2 separate regions of the Homo sapiens genome follow, and region 1 is linked to region 2. The links are chromatin contacts, found by Hi-C or POLR2A ChIA-PET in ENCODE. All regions are on one chromosome and are shown on one strand. Each heading gives the region's core, a stretch centred on a gene start or an enhancer-like site at or near the end of the contact. The rest is flanking DNA. Distances are from core to core; before and after follow the strand shown.

Region 1 (6,784 bases), core at 1,659-4,158, 54 kb before region 2:
TCTTGAGAACATCCACAACTACAATTATCTTGGGTGAAAAACTCCTGGGCTTTTCAGCATAGAATTCCACCATCACATGTGAGCTATTTAGGCAGAGGCCATGGTGGCTTTCCCTGGACCAGAACAGTCAGAATTCAGTGAACACTGCATTAAACCCTGCACTGTTTTCATTCTGGGCACCATGTCATAGGCACCATTGGATCTAGTCCATAGGCACCATTGGATCTAGACCAAACACACCCTAATATGAAAAGGCAATGCTAAGCGTGGATTTGACTGTATGAAAAGGGAGTGTGTATAAGGCACAACTTCATATTCTCCTGCCCCTCACCTCCATTCATTTAATTGAGAACATATATCTTGGTTTAGTCCTAACTCACATTTTTTTACTTGGTATTTTGTTATTTTAGTTCATGAAAAAATTATAAGCATATGTGTGTGTGTGTGTGTGTGTGTGTATACACACGCGCACACACACACACACACACACACACAATCCAAAATCTAGCAAGTAGCTTTACTTCATTCTGGGTTTAGGAAGTGATCTGATTACAGTCTGCTTTAAAATAGAAATCTAAAGGCTGGGCGCAGTGGCTCACGCCTGTAATCCCAGCACTTTGGGAGGCCGAGGCAGGTGGATCACGAGGTCAGGAGATTGAGACCATCCTGGCTAACATGGTGAAACCCCGTCTCTACTAAAAATACAAAAAAAAAAAATTAGCCAGGAGTCGTGGTGGGCGCTTGTAGTCCCAGCTACTTGGGAGGCTGAGGCAGGAGAATGGCGTGAGCCTGGGAGACAGAGTTTGCAGTGAGCCGAGATCGCGCCACTGCACTCCAGCCTGGGCAACAAAGCAAGACTCTGTCTCAAAAAAAAAAAAAAAAAGAAAGAAATCTAAACATCCCCCCAGCACCAAATAACAGAAATCCATCTCTGGTTCCATCCTCTCAAAGCACTTTCCCACATCCCAAGTCTCCTTCTCCACCCCTTATTTAAAACCTTTCAGCAGGTCCTAACAAGTTTCTTTTAATCTGCCCCAATTAGGGTTTGATTAAAGCAGCACTAGTCAAACAGGCGTCTCCTCCTAGCTGTGGAGCTGGAGGATGGCTCAGAGGATGTTGTGACACAAGGGTGGGGAGACAAAAATAAAAAATCAACTCTGGGGCATTACTGGCCTGTACCACGGTCCCCTCTAACTACAACAAAGGTGCAGAAACACACTGTGAGAACCAACTGGCATCCCAAGCAAAGCATCAAAGTCCAGAGGTGGTCGGCTTGGGACAGGTGAGACTGCGAGCAGTGCAGAGGGAAACTGAACCACAGCTAAGCACCGGCTTGCACGACCACTGCCTGTGTGACACCAGGCAAGCCACTCACTGTGACACACAATGTCTTCACCTGCCAGAAGTTGACAATGCTTACATTAGCTCTTGCAGGGGCACCTGCGTGTTGTTTAAAATAGCCACCTTTTGAGGGCAGATCCTGTTAAAAACCTGCTAAATTCACAGATGGGGTTGCACCTGTCAGAGTGGAGTGAGTGGCTAGAAAGAAAATGGCTCTGCTCATCAATGACAGTCATTGGGTGCCTGGTAGGCAGTGGTAGAAGAGTTGAATGAGAAGCTAAGAAAGGTGGCAAGCTGATAGGGGATAGGGCACCACAAACAACAGAGAAGCCGTATTTTTTTCCTTTTTTTTTTTGAGACAGTCTTGCTCTGTTGCAGTGGTGTGCAGCGGTGTGATCTCAGCTCACTGCAATTTCTGCCTCCTGCGTTCAAGTGATTCTCGTGCTTCAGCTTCCCGAGTAGCTAGGATTACAGGCATGTGCCACCACACCTAGCTAATTTTTGTTTAGTAGAGATGGGGTTTCACCCTCTTGCCCAGGCTGGTCTCAAACTCCTGGCCTCAAGCAGTCCTCCTGCCCTGGCCTCTCAAAGTGCTGGGATTATAGGCATGAGCCACCACACCCTGACAAAAGCCAATCATCTATCTTTGGTGGGTAGCCTAGGTCTTTGAAAAACAGGGATAGACACACACATACATCCATTCACTGCGTGTGGACAACATGGAACTGTTTGTGTTGTTATAATGTAAACTTTCCTCATCTTCCACCCATCTCCCTCAAAAAAGTTTACTTTAAAAGGGTTTGTTTGAGCAAGGAAGGGGCTGGGTCACCAGCCTAAGGAAGGCAATGGGGCAGAGGCCAGGTAAACTGGATGGAATCAGGGGAACATAGCGCCAGGTTGTCCTAAGAACCAAAGGCTCCCAGAAACCCTGGCCCGGGCTTCCCACTTGACAAGAACTGCAAGTCCACTAACCTGAACCAGTATCTGAGCCCAGGTGAGGCCTGGGGTCTGCCCCACATACACCCCAGGATCATGAGGCTTCGTGACAGCAGGCCCAGTGACATCTACACCACACATGCACAGCATGGCCCTTCCTGAGCCACTTGGGCCACACAGCCAGGATTCGGTCGCTGCTCTGGGCCAAGCATCACACAGAAGGCGAGAGCCTTTTTGTCTGTCTTTATTTACAGCAAAGTACATAATATGTGGTCACTTTGTAACCACTAACAATAAAGGTAGGGTGGTAAAAAGAAAAGGGAGAGGAGCAAGCATCTTAAAAGGGGGGAAAAAAAAGCCTAAGTCTGTATTTAGCTACTCACCCTGCTCCTGAGGCAGGACTGGGTAGGCACTCCCTGCCTCTAAGACCACAGCCAAGCTGACCTGGAATGCCAGTCCCCGGTATGAGGAAGGCAGCAGAACGCCCAGAGACAAAAGATTAAAGGGGACTGAGCTCTGGATGCATCCACTTATGCTTTGCCAGACAGTTCCCTTCCTTGTTTTGTTTGAATGCTTCCCCCACCCCGCCCTGAGCAAAGTGTAAAGGGCAACGGTGGTACAGAAGTACAGGCAGTCCCTTCCAGAAGCAGTCCTGAACCGCATAACCCACCTACCTAGCTGCTCCTCAGCCTGCCGAGTTCTTGGCCCTGGAATCTTTAACAGGCACATAGGAGATTCCAGGGCAGGGGAAAATATTTCCCTGCAAGAGGCTACTTCCCTCCAACAGCTGTGAGGGCCAGTGCAGGTCAAGGTTGCTAAATCAAGGAAAGTGCACAAGGGCAAGAGAGGTCATATACAAACCAACCAGGCTTCCGGCCCTCCTGCTGCCCGACTGCTCCGAGGTGTACACAAGCCTCCAGCCCGACCCAGCGGCCTAATGAAACTCTGGCAACCTATCCTGGGCGTGGCCACAAGTATCCAGCTCCAAGCCCAAGTGAGGCGGGGAGTCAACTTCCCCATGATTGCCAAGTGGCCAAGACCAGAAGCAGGGATGATTAGGCTAGTTCTGCGGCAAGGTGAACTGGAGACCCTGTCTCTGCCCTCCTTCCCTGGCCTGTCCCACAGACATCCCGTTGTTTAACCCACTGCCTTTGCAAGGACCTGCTCTGTCCACTCCAAATCAAAGGATACTTGCATCCTTCTTACACAGACTCCCATCTCTCTGCTCATAGTGGTCCCAGGCTGCCCGAGAAAAAGAAACTTGGGTCAGTAGAAGGCTCATTAGTGTGAAGGAGTGAGAGGCCAGGCCTTCCTGTGACATAATGCTTCTATGCTTGTTTCCTAAACACTTGGTCCACACACAATACCTGGGCAGGAAGAGAGAACCAAGCACCACTGGATGGCTCTGGAGCCAGGGGACTTCTATGCACATACAACCAACATCACCCCACTCTGCTCATCTGTGCCTCCACCCTGAACAGCAGAGTACCTAGATGGCAAATGTCATGGTTTCTGGTCCACTAATTCTACTCCTGACTCTCCATGGAATCAGAGACCCAGAGGCTCTTAAAAAACTAAGACCATTGTTTGTTCCATAGAAAGCTCAAGTTCAGATACAGAGTTGGCCAAATGCTGGGCTGCCACGGAGGGGTAGAGCCTTCCATCCCTTCCTTGTTCCAGAAACAGTGTGTCACAGACCCCAGCAGACACTGTTCATTGTCCCCAGCCAAGCCACCAAGAATTGGTGATCATTTGACAAGGGGCAGGGCAGCCCTTATAGCTGTTTCCAAGCTAGGAGTGGGCTATTCAGAGATATTGGAGGCTTGGTCCCAACACCACAGGTAGATGAGGAAGCAGCTAGGTAAAGGCTCAGAGATGAGAGGAGTCCATCTTCCAAGGCAGTGGGATAAACAGCCAAGGCACTAAATGGTTTGGCACCTGGGAGCTTCAAGTAAAGTTGAGCATGCTGCCCACTGAAAAGCCAAGGCTCTCCCAGACACGGGTGGGCTTCACCTGAGCACAGCCCAGTGCCATCAAGGCCAGGGGCCCTGTGTCCTCAGGATACTAACCCAGGCCTGCATTCCCTGCTTCATCTCAGAACTGATCAAGGCATGACTACAAGGATAATGATTGATCCTGAACTGATCTTGGTGAGCACCGGCTTTCAAAGGAGGCATCTTGGGAGCCTTCCCTTGCTCCAAGTAGGCGGCTGCTGTGACTGGGAGCTCCCTTCAGAGCCTGCACGGTCTCCTGAAAGTCTCCGGGTGGCAAGCTCTGCTGGGGACCAGGTTTGACTTTTTAAAATAGCAAAACAGATTTAGAGTCAAACTGAGCCCAGAAACGGGGAATCAGACTGGATGGTGCTGAGTCTGGGGGAAAATCTGGTGTGACCAGGTAATAATGGAGACCAATTTACCTGAATGGCTCGAACAGGCTCTGAGAGCAATGGGAAGAAAAGGTTCTCCAAAATGTTTCTGGCAATGGCAGCCACAGTGGGATAGCTAAGGGCACAGTCCACCAAGCACTAGGGTGGTCAACAATGAAATGAACATCTCTGGCTCTTCTGCAGTCAGAAACTGAGGCTCGGGACTCTATAATCAGAACTCCTTCAGGCTCACTTGGGCTCCCCTCCACCCAGAATGTCAGGAATCTGTACTTCCAGAGAAAACACTACCACCAAGCAGCAGCTCTCAGGAAAGCTAGAAATCTCCACCCCAAATATTTCAACCTCAGGCTCCAACTTAGGTACCTATGATTTAAATACTCTCCTTTTAAATACTTTGTAAAAACTGCTTTTCCGAGCCCCTTTTATGCTCTGCAGTTGCCATATCCACTAGGTGGTATTGCAAATAAGTAAAGCATCCTGGCCATGACGCTGCTAGTGAGAATCCCTGACCAAAGTTACTCTCCTCACCTCACTGCAAACCTCCAGGAAGCGGAAACTACTACCCCTCCACAGACAGAGCTCCCCTGCCACTCCATGAGGCGCTGCTGCCGGCATCAGTTACCGAAGCCCTCACCCACACCCAGCCTGCAATGGTCCACTCTATATTCCACAATACAGGAAAAAGCCCAAGGAGTCAGATCAGTTACGCCCCTGGGATGCAGAAAGAACCAGTGATTCTTCAGATATGACAGCAGGCAAAGTTCTGCCCTCTCCTTCCCATCTTCTATCAGGAAGCGATCCCATAAAATCTCTTCCAGGGAAGGAAAGAGGCAGCTCTGGCTTCTTGGAGAGACAGAGAAGCAGGAGGGTGAGGAAGGAGTCACCAAGCTATCCAAGCAGCCAGAGGCGAGAAGGTGGGAGCAGGGCAGGAAGAAAATGCAGAAGACTTGTTCTCCTCAGTGGGCCTCTTCCCTGAGTTTGATTTTTGAGTTGAGATTTTACCTAATTTCAACTCAAAAAAAAAAAAGAAAAGAAAAAAAAAAAAGACAAGAGTATCTCTCATTGACATATCACTAAGCTCCAGCTCCAAGAGTGGCATGTGACAGAGGAGGCAATCAAGGTTTTCCAACCCCATTCCCATCAAGTTCCACGGGGCACTCAAAAGCAACTGGACCTTAGCCACCCTCCCTGTCTCTCACAGATGCCCGAGCCTCCCCACCCTGGGACACAACAGGCAATTTCCCCTTGGTGAAATTCCAGCTCCAGTCCTAAAACACTCAAGTACAGACCCTCCTGCAAAATACTTATGGCAAACAGCTTTACAGTATTTGTACATTTACACAAAAATAGATCCTTTTTTATATATATATGTATTTATAACTGGTTACACGTTGGATTCATAATTAGGCATCACCAGTAGTAGTTGGCACAGTTTTGTTATTTAAGCTCAGGGTCAAGTTCTGTTTCATTTTGTCGTTCCAAAGTACAAAAAGAAAAAAAAAATCAAAGGCATTTCATCTCCATGGTGTTTTCTTAAATACAGTAATGTCATAGGAAACAGTATGTACAGATGAGCAGTGCCTCCTGACCCCTCCTCTGTCTCTTGGAGATAGGGGCTGGGGTCCGATGGAGACGGGTCAATGCGGCCTGCTGCTGGACTCCGATGCCTGCCTCTTGCGTGAAGGGGTGTAGCCGTTGAGACAGCCATTGGTCTGCCGTTTGGAGGGCCCTCCATTCAGGATGTCCTGGATGTGCTGCACGATGAGGTTGATGGCCACTGTGGGGCAGAGACCAGCAGAGCGTTACGGGTGCAGGCATGGGTGCAGGGGTGAGTGTGGGAGTCTGTCTGGGGGAAGGGCATGCAGGAACCACAGTAGAAAGACTTCCAGGGAAGTGGCTCTGCCACTTGCAGGCAAGTCATCCAACTTCCCAGTGGCTCTGCCTGAGCTAATATGATCCTCCTCCTTCACAGGAGGGCTCTAAGGAGTAAGATAGACAATGCCTACCACAGAGTAAGCCCTTAATGAATGGGCTTCTTATCAGGAGATGATCAGTCACCACTGGATGAAGCACTCGGGCCAAAGTCTGCAGACGTGGTAACCAGCCATGGTTCTGACACGT
Region 2 (7,069 bases), core at 3,052-5,551:
GACCTCGTGATCCGCCCGCCTCGGCCTCCCAAAGTGCTGGGATTACAGGCGTGAGCCACCGCGCCCGGCCGAGTTTTACTGTTTTTAGGATACAAATTATATGAAAAGTTGCTGCTAAGGTTGGCATGCCTGTGTCCCCCTAAAATGCCTGTGTTGAAACTTAATCCACGTATCAATAGCGTTAAGAGGTGGGACCTCTGGGAGGTGATTAGGTCATGAAGGCTCAGCCCTCATGAATGGAATTAGCGCCCTTTTAAAAGAGACTTGGGGGATACCTTTTGCCCTTTCCATCAAGTGAAGACCATAAAAGGCACTAACTATGAAGCAGAGAATGGGCCCCCCACCAGACACTGAATCTACTGGTGCCTTGAACTTGGGCCTCATAGACTCCAGAATTGTGAGCTATAAATTCCTGTTGTTTATAAATTACCCAGTCTAAGCTATTTTATTATAGTAGACTGGACAGATGCTTTCTTTTATTTTTCTCAACAAAGCAGTTTCAAGTATTATACTTACTCCCAGTAAAGTATCAAGTATTTTAGGCAAATCATGCAGACTTGGTTCCTACTCTCTTGGAGTTGACCACCACGGCTCTAAGGATTATAATAGAAACAAGGGAGTCAAGAATAGCGAATAGATATGAGATAAGGTTAAGAATTCACTCTGGGGCGGGGCGCTGTGGCTCACACCTGTAATCCCAGAATTTTGGGAGGCTGAGGCGTATGAATCACTTGAGCTCAGGAGTTCCAGACCAGCCTGACCAACATGTTGAAACTCTGTCTCTACTAAAAATACAAAACATTAGCCAGGTGTGGTGGTGTGCACCTGTAGTCCCAGCTACTTGGGAGGCTGAGGTGGGAGAATCACCTGAGCCTGGGAGGTCGAAGCTGCAGTGAGCTGCAATTGCACCACTGCACTCCCGCCTGGGCAACTGGAGTGAGGCCCGTCTCAAAAAGTGAGACCCTGTCTCAAAAAAAAAAGAATTCACTCTGCACAAACATCATGCACAACTGCAGGGAGATGAATTATAACCCTAGGTCACAGTCCCCTCTACTTTTGTCAACAGTAGAAAAGCAATTGGAAAAGCAAGGAAGGCTTCAACAGGAAGAGGGCAGCTTCAAAGGTGTGGTATGTGGCCTTCAAGACAAGGCTGTGGAGGGTGGGGACAAAGGTGGATACAAAGAACTAAGAAGGTGATCCTGAAAGGCAGCAGGCAGGTGTGATCAACACAGCCTGAAAACAAGCAGTGGGACACAGGGTGAGCATCTTGAATCTGCCCCGCAGTGCAACTGCGTGCACAGGGTTAAGGTGGGGACAGAGGACTGATCAATGTCCAGCAGTCTGGACTATAGCAAAATATGATGGTGGCTTGAACCTCCTTCAAAGCTGTGAGCCCTGACGCAAACAGCAACCCAAAGAAGAGTAAAGACTGGTCCCGCACAAGGAGACTAGTGGGGAGGGTTATTGCAGTGGAACGGGAGGCCTGCTGTGATGGGCAAAGCAGGGTGGACAAGGTGGGCAGGGGAGGGCCAGAGAAGGCAAGAGCTTCTTCCCCAGAGTTGAGTTTGGGAAGGGACTTTCACTTCCAACCCATTGATCTTATTGAGACAGGGTCTCACTCATGACTTAGTTCAGCCTTGAACTCCTGGGCTCAAGTGATTCTCTCCTACCTCAGCTTCCCCCTACTCCTCCCCACCCAGTAGCTAGGACCACAGGCATGCACCACCACACCCTGCTAATTTTTTGTGGGTTTTTTTGTAGAGACAAGAATTTTACCATGTTGCCTAGGATGTTCTCAAACTCCCGGGCTCAAAGTGATCCACCCACCCTGGCCTCCCAAAGTGCTAGGATTACAGACGTGAGCCACAGCTCCCGGCCCCACTGATCTTTCTGACAGGGTGCTATTTAGGTCTGAAATGCAGGGAAGGGTTCAGGGATCTGGGCCCAGAGGGCAGAATGTCACTTCACTGAGAGCTGGAATACATGTAACAAGAAAAGTTCAGTTAAGGGGTTCAGTTAAGGTTAACCAACTCAGACACCAGCGGAGGACCAGCAGCGAGTCTCCAACACAGGAAGGAGACCACAGCTCTGGACTGGTGCATGGAGGGGCGGGGCGCAGGAAGGGGGTCCTCCTCTAGACATCCAGAAACTTCAGGGGTAACAAATGGTGTTAACCTCCATTCCCAGGTTGCCAGCAGCCTCCTCCGCAGGGGGAAATGAGATGATGCACCCACCCACTCAGAACACCTGCCCCAAGTTCAAAGTACACTTGGAAAACATGGCCTTTTTATGTAGATTTAATTACAGTCCTCCATTCCCTGTGTCATAAACGTTGCAACTCAGTGAACTGTCTTATCTTTTTCATTCTTCAAAACACACGGTTATTCAACATGTTGTAGCAATCCCAGCAGAAGATTTATCCAGCAGATGCCAATCTACAGAATTTGATTTCTGGTTTACGCAGCCCTTTCAACACTTATGTAGCTAACAAAATAGTCCCTGAAGGCCTCAGAATGATGAATATATAAAACAGGACCCGCTCCCACAGTCATTGTCACTGCTTTGAACACAGCTGGAATGCCTGGCTTCCCTGTCACCCTTGCCCCATCAGCATTCCATTTTCTTTCTTGCAGTGACCCTGGCCAGGTCACTGTGAACATCTTCTCAGAGATTGGGAAGGGGAAGTTCCTATGGCTCAGGGTCCAGAAGTTGCTGCAACTCTCCCTCCTCCCATGGGGCCTCTCCTGGGCTAAGGGACGAGTACCATGCAGGGAGTCAACACAGGGGCCCTACAGAAAGGGCTATGAAGTGGGCACTGCTGGCTCAGCAGACTGTGTGACATGTCCAGACACTTCTGCTTCATGACCTGGCATAACCTTCCTGGACTTGGGCATTCTCTCCGGGGACAAGTTCCCAGGCCTATCAGAGCAGCTGGTTGCTTGTTTGTTCACCTGTCAGCAAATCGAGCTAATGTAGGCAAGGCTCCCAAGGGGGTGGACTGGGAACCACAGCCATTCTGCAGGACACCCAGGGCAGTAGTGACAGACCCACCTACACACATAGGAGGCACAGGGCATGAAGAGGTTGGCCAGCCCACATGTGAATCCTTGGTTCCATATCTTACTGGTGGAGCAACTTCAGGCAGGTTACTTAACCTCTCTGAGCCTCTACTCTCTCCCCTATGACAGAGGTCCAGTACCTCACACCTCGGGATAAAAGTGCACAGACTATCAATCTTTAAGATGCATCTTGCACAGTGGCTGTAAACTCAACACATGCTAGTGGGGTCTTCAAACATCCACCTTATTCACACAACTGATACATCCTGAACTCATGAGTTTTTGTAATGGTCTGAAAGGAAAAAAACCTTTTTCCAATCCTAATACCATGCTTACTCCCTCTTTCTCAGAGTGCTAATTCTAGATGTCATGATCCACAAAACTCCTTCTGTACCAATTCTCTCAATCCCTCCAGCAGATACAGACAGTCTCTCCTAGTAGTCAGATCAGGCCTGGTGGGAGGATCTAACCTTTTATGGGGTGCAGTAAACACTGACAGCCTAAAGCAAACGTTGAGAGGGGTAAAAGGGAGAAAGTAAGGCCAACAGGAGTAGGGTAGAATGACAGATGTCAGCCAAAGCTGCAGGGGAAGGACATGTGGTATACAGTGGTAATGAGACATCATTCAAATGCTTCGCTTCGCACACAGGGCTGTCAAGCCTCAAACTGCTGTTCCTGCCTCTCACTCCTGCTACGTACCAGGTGTGAGCACACACTGCTGTTCCAAGCCCTCCGATTTTGTCTGGAAATGCCACCCAGCACATGCCCGCACCCCCTTTGCAATCTGCCTAACTCCTGCTCATCCCTCCAGCTCCAGCTCAGTCATTACCTCCTGTCATCTGCCTCCTCCAACTCCCTACCCCAGGCAATTGTGGCTCCCTCATGGGTGTCCCCACAGTACTCTGCACTCCAGATCATGCCACTTACGCAACTGCACTGTCATGGGTTATGTCAGTTATCTGTCTACTGCCTTACTCATCTTTGCAATGCCAGGTACTAGAGATACAACAGACACTCAATGTTTGCTGAATAAATTAATGTATCAGATGGTACTTAGTACCATAAGTCACCTACTGCTACAGTGGACCGTGATCAGCTTAGTACAAAGCATGATTCAAAGAGAAAAGGGTTCAAGTACTGGATGTGCCACTGGCTAGCTGCATGTGCTTGGGGAAGGCACTTCCTCTCTGAGTCTTAGTTTTGTCATGTTAATATGTAACAAAAGAGGGGTGAATAATACCATCTACCCCACAAGACTGTGGTTGACTCAAGGTCACTCGAGAAAGCAGATGTGAAGATTCTAGTAACTATAAGTCCTTTCTTCGAGTTGAAATACTTTCCCAAGCCCCTAAAAACATTCTCTCTGCAGAGAATGAAGACAAGGCACATGTATACCTGCCTTCTGAGCCTCATCTCTGTCAACATGTTCGCAAAAGTAAAAAAAAAAAAAAAAAAACCCTGGGGCCGCCTATGAGGGCCATATTTAACACATATCCTTAATTCTCAGGCTCTGAATACTTGTCCCAGTTGACATCTGCAGCTGCCAAGAGTGACATTTGACTCTGGAAGTGTGTTCCAATAAACTTGCCTATTAAAGCTTTCCAGCTCCCACTGGATAAGCCTAAGACTGAAGACTTAGGAAGGTGAACAATTAAATCACCTCCTGGAAAACTAACCATAAGCAATTTAATATAATCGTGTATCACAACTCCTAGTTCACTTACTGAAATCATTCAAAATCTCTTTTCCTAATAAATAACCCTCCGGCCAATTGCAAGATAAAAACACACAGGAATGTCAACTAAATTTTTAAACTAAGAACCAAGGGTAGTGTGGTTAAAAAGAGGGAGGAAGATTTTTGTTTTAAAGCTAAATGCCTCTGAAGCTCATTACAAGTTACTTGTGGGGTGGGGGTGGGGGGAGGAAATTTTAATGACAAAAAAAAAAAAAATCACCTAATACCCAAAATACCAGGAGCTGGGGATACAACAGGCACGTAATGTTTGCTGAATAAATTAATGTATCAGACGGTACTTAGTACCATAATTTGGCTACTGCTTCAATGGGCCCCACTCAGCTTACTAGATATCAGAATTCAAAGAGAAGATTCAAGCACTGGCTAGGCCACTGATTAGCTGTGTGAGCTTGGGAAGATACTTTCATTTCCGGGCCTTAGTTTTATCATCTGAATGCAGACATATGTATCTTATAATATGTAATAAATGTTTTTTATATATACAGATATAGAAAAGATAAAACCTTCTACACTGGAAGACACACATCATTTTAACATGGGGAAATTCTTTATGGTTTATATATATTTTCATACCTATTTTCACATTTTATTCTCACAACACTCAGATGCTATAGACAGCACAGATTCCCAACCGCTGGACCAGAGATGATCAAAAACCACAGGTTAGTCAATCTGCACCAGGGCGTAAAAAGGCCAAGCAGAGAATAGATTGTGTATTTTGATTTCTCTACTCTGCAACTATTCCCAAGGTTTCACATTGGCCAGGACAAGGAAACAGGGTTCCAACTCTCCAGAGGGCCAGGCTGGCTCTGTGACGATGCACACCCCACGTCCCCACCCCACATCCACCTGTGCTCCTCGAATATTCATGTTCCCCATCACAGGTAGCCCCAGCTTCTACACACTAGTCAGACACAGCGACTTCCAGCAGCTCACGCACAGCAAGATTCAAGTAGCACATATTCTACTGCTCTGCACATATTCAGACACCAACAGAAACCCGGGAATGTCCAACTCAGCTGGCTGAGATGTTATGTGGGTCTCAGTCAGCCCAGACAGAAGGAGCTTGCAAGAAAAAAAAAAAAAAAAAAGAAAAGAAAAAACTGGGAAGTGACCGAATATATATGTAAAAACAGTTTTACTTCCTACCACGATGGATTCTGGGCCCATTGAAATGTGTTAAAAAAACTGTGTGAGCTGTCCTGAAACAAAATGTAAGGAAGTAGAATCTGTTGCTATATATAAGCACCTTATTTGGGGACATCTTTGCTGCAAAATAAATGGAGATTCAGACAAGAACTAGGAATAGGTGTTTGTGGAATGAATTAAGAAAGCCTAATACATTATATAACTCCCCTTCACATACACAAGAGCTACCTGGACCTGTCAATCACAATCTATGTCATTCTAAAGGTAAAGTCTTTTTCATTTATTTTATAAGCATCCATCTTTCCAGGGTAGGATAGTTTAAAACGAAGGTGGGTGGGAGAAACATAGGCTGGCTAACCATCTGCACTCCTTACAATTTAAGGCTGAAAATGTAGCAATGGTAATTTTCCCCCAGTGAGCTACTTTACAGAATATGTCCCTCTCTTTTCAGTGTCATGTGTACAAAGTATCTAGAAAATTATTTATTATACCTTCGTATGGGAATTTATTTAATTATTCAAACCCAGTTAAATTCTTCTCAGTTATGTTCTCCTACAGTAGGGTTCTGTACGAGTTGGGGATTGGCAGGAAAAACAGAAGTATAAAGGAAAGATTTAGAGGACCAGAATAAAGCATGGAAGGTAGTATTCATGGACTAGAAAAGATATGGTGAAGTAAGATAGGAGTTAAGTGGGAAGAGTGGGGGAGCTGCTTCAGCGTAAAGGACTGAACAAAATCAGAACAAACATAGGAAAAGTCAAATACAGATTTTTTTCTAATCTGAAGAGATCCAAAAGACACACTCACTTTATTTATTTATTTATTTATTTATTTATTTATTTATTTATTTATTTTTAAAAAAGGAAGCCTAGTTAGCAATGTACAGTCTAACTCTAGAAGACAGGGCTGGGGGCTGCGGAAGTGGGACCCAGTTCCCTACTACACTGGTCAGGCTGGCAATGGCGCCTTATGCTACATGTTGGTTCTCTGCAGTATGTGACTAATCAGGTCCTACAGCAAAACCAGGGAAATCGGTTTACTTCCCCATGGGACACCCAAGAATCATCTGAATGAGGTTAACTAATATCCAAGGAGCAGACATAAT

What was found. A loop is a pair of places that touch in the nucleus more often than their neighbours do. ChIA-PET counts read pairs that join two places held with the same protein, here RNA polymerase II (POLR2A). Pooled maps may share reads with other maps.
Region 1: POLR2A ChIA-PET joins it to region 2 with 11 read pairs in activated CD8-positive, alpha-beta memory T cell. The contact joins two enhancer-like sites. A Hi-C loop is called at or near these places in 2 of 50 pooled maps. POLR2A ChIA-PET finds 5 or more read pairs at or near these places in 5 of 52 experiments (A549, AG04450, MCF 10A and 2 more).

The regions. Positions count from the first base shown.
Region 1 is chr1:165,907,340-165,914,123 of GRCh38, reverse strand. It overlaps UCK2 (uridine-cytidine kinase 2), which reads right to left. Exons shown (of 7, transcript NM_012474.5): 7 at 2,506-6,440. The coding sequence ends at 6,301. MIR3658 (microRNA 3658) reads right to left here and starts at 6,203; the gene lies at 6,148-6,203. RefSeq lists a silencer at 1,918-2,212. Within about 2 kb of position 2,908, at least 3 of the 41 ENCODE cell types and tissues checked have a DNase peak (open chromatin) inside an H3K27ac peak, as active enhancers do.
Region 2 is chr1:165,854,348-165,861,416 of GRCh38, reverse strand. The region is part of intron 1 of UCK2 (uridine-cytidine kinase 2); the gene reads right to left. Among named protein-coding and RNA genes, the nearest start is that of UCK2, 30 kb to the right of the region's middle. RefSeq lists enhancers at 1-3, 4-504 and a silencer at 4,111-4,405. Within about 2 kb of position 4,301, at least 5 of the 41 ENCODE cell types and tissues checked have a DNase peak (open chromatin) inside an H3K27ac peak, as active enhancers do.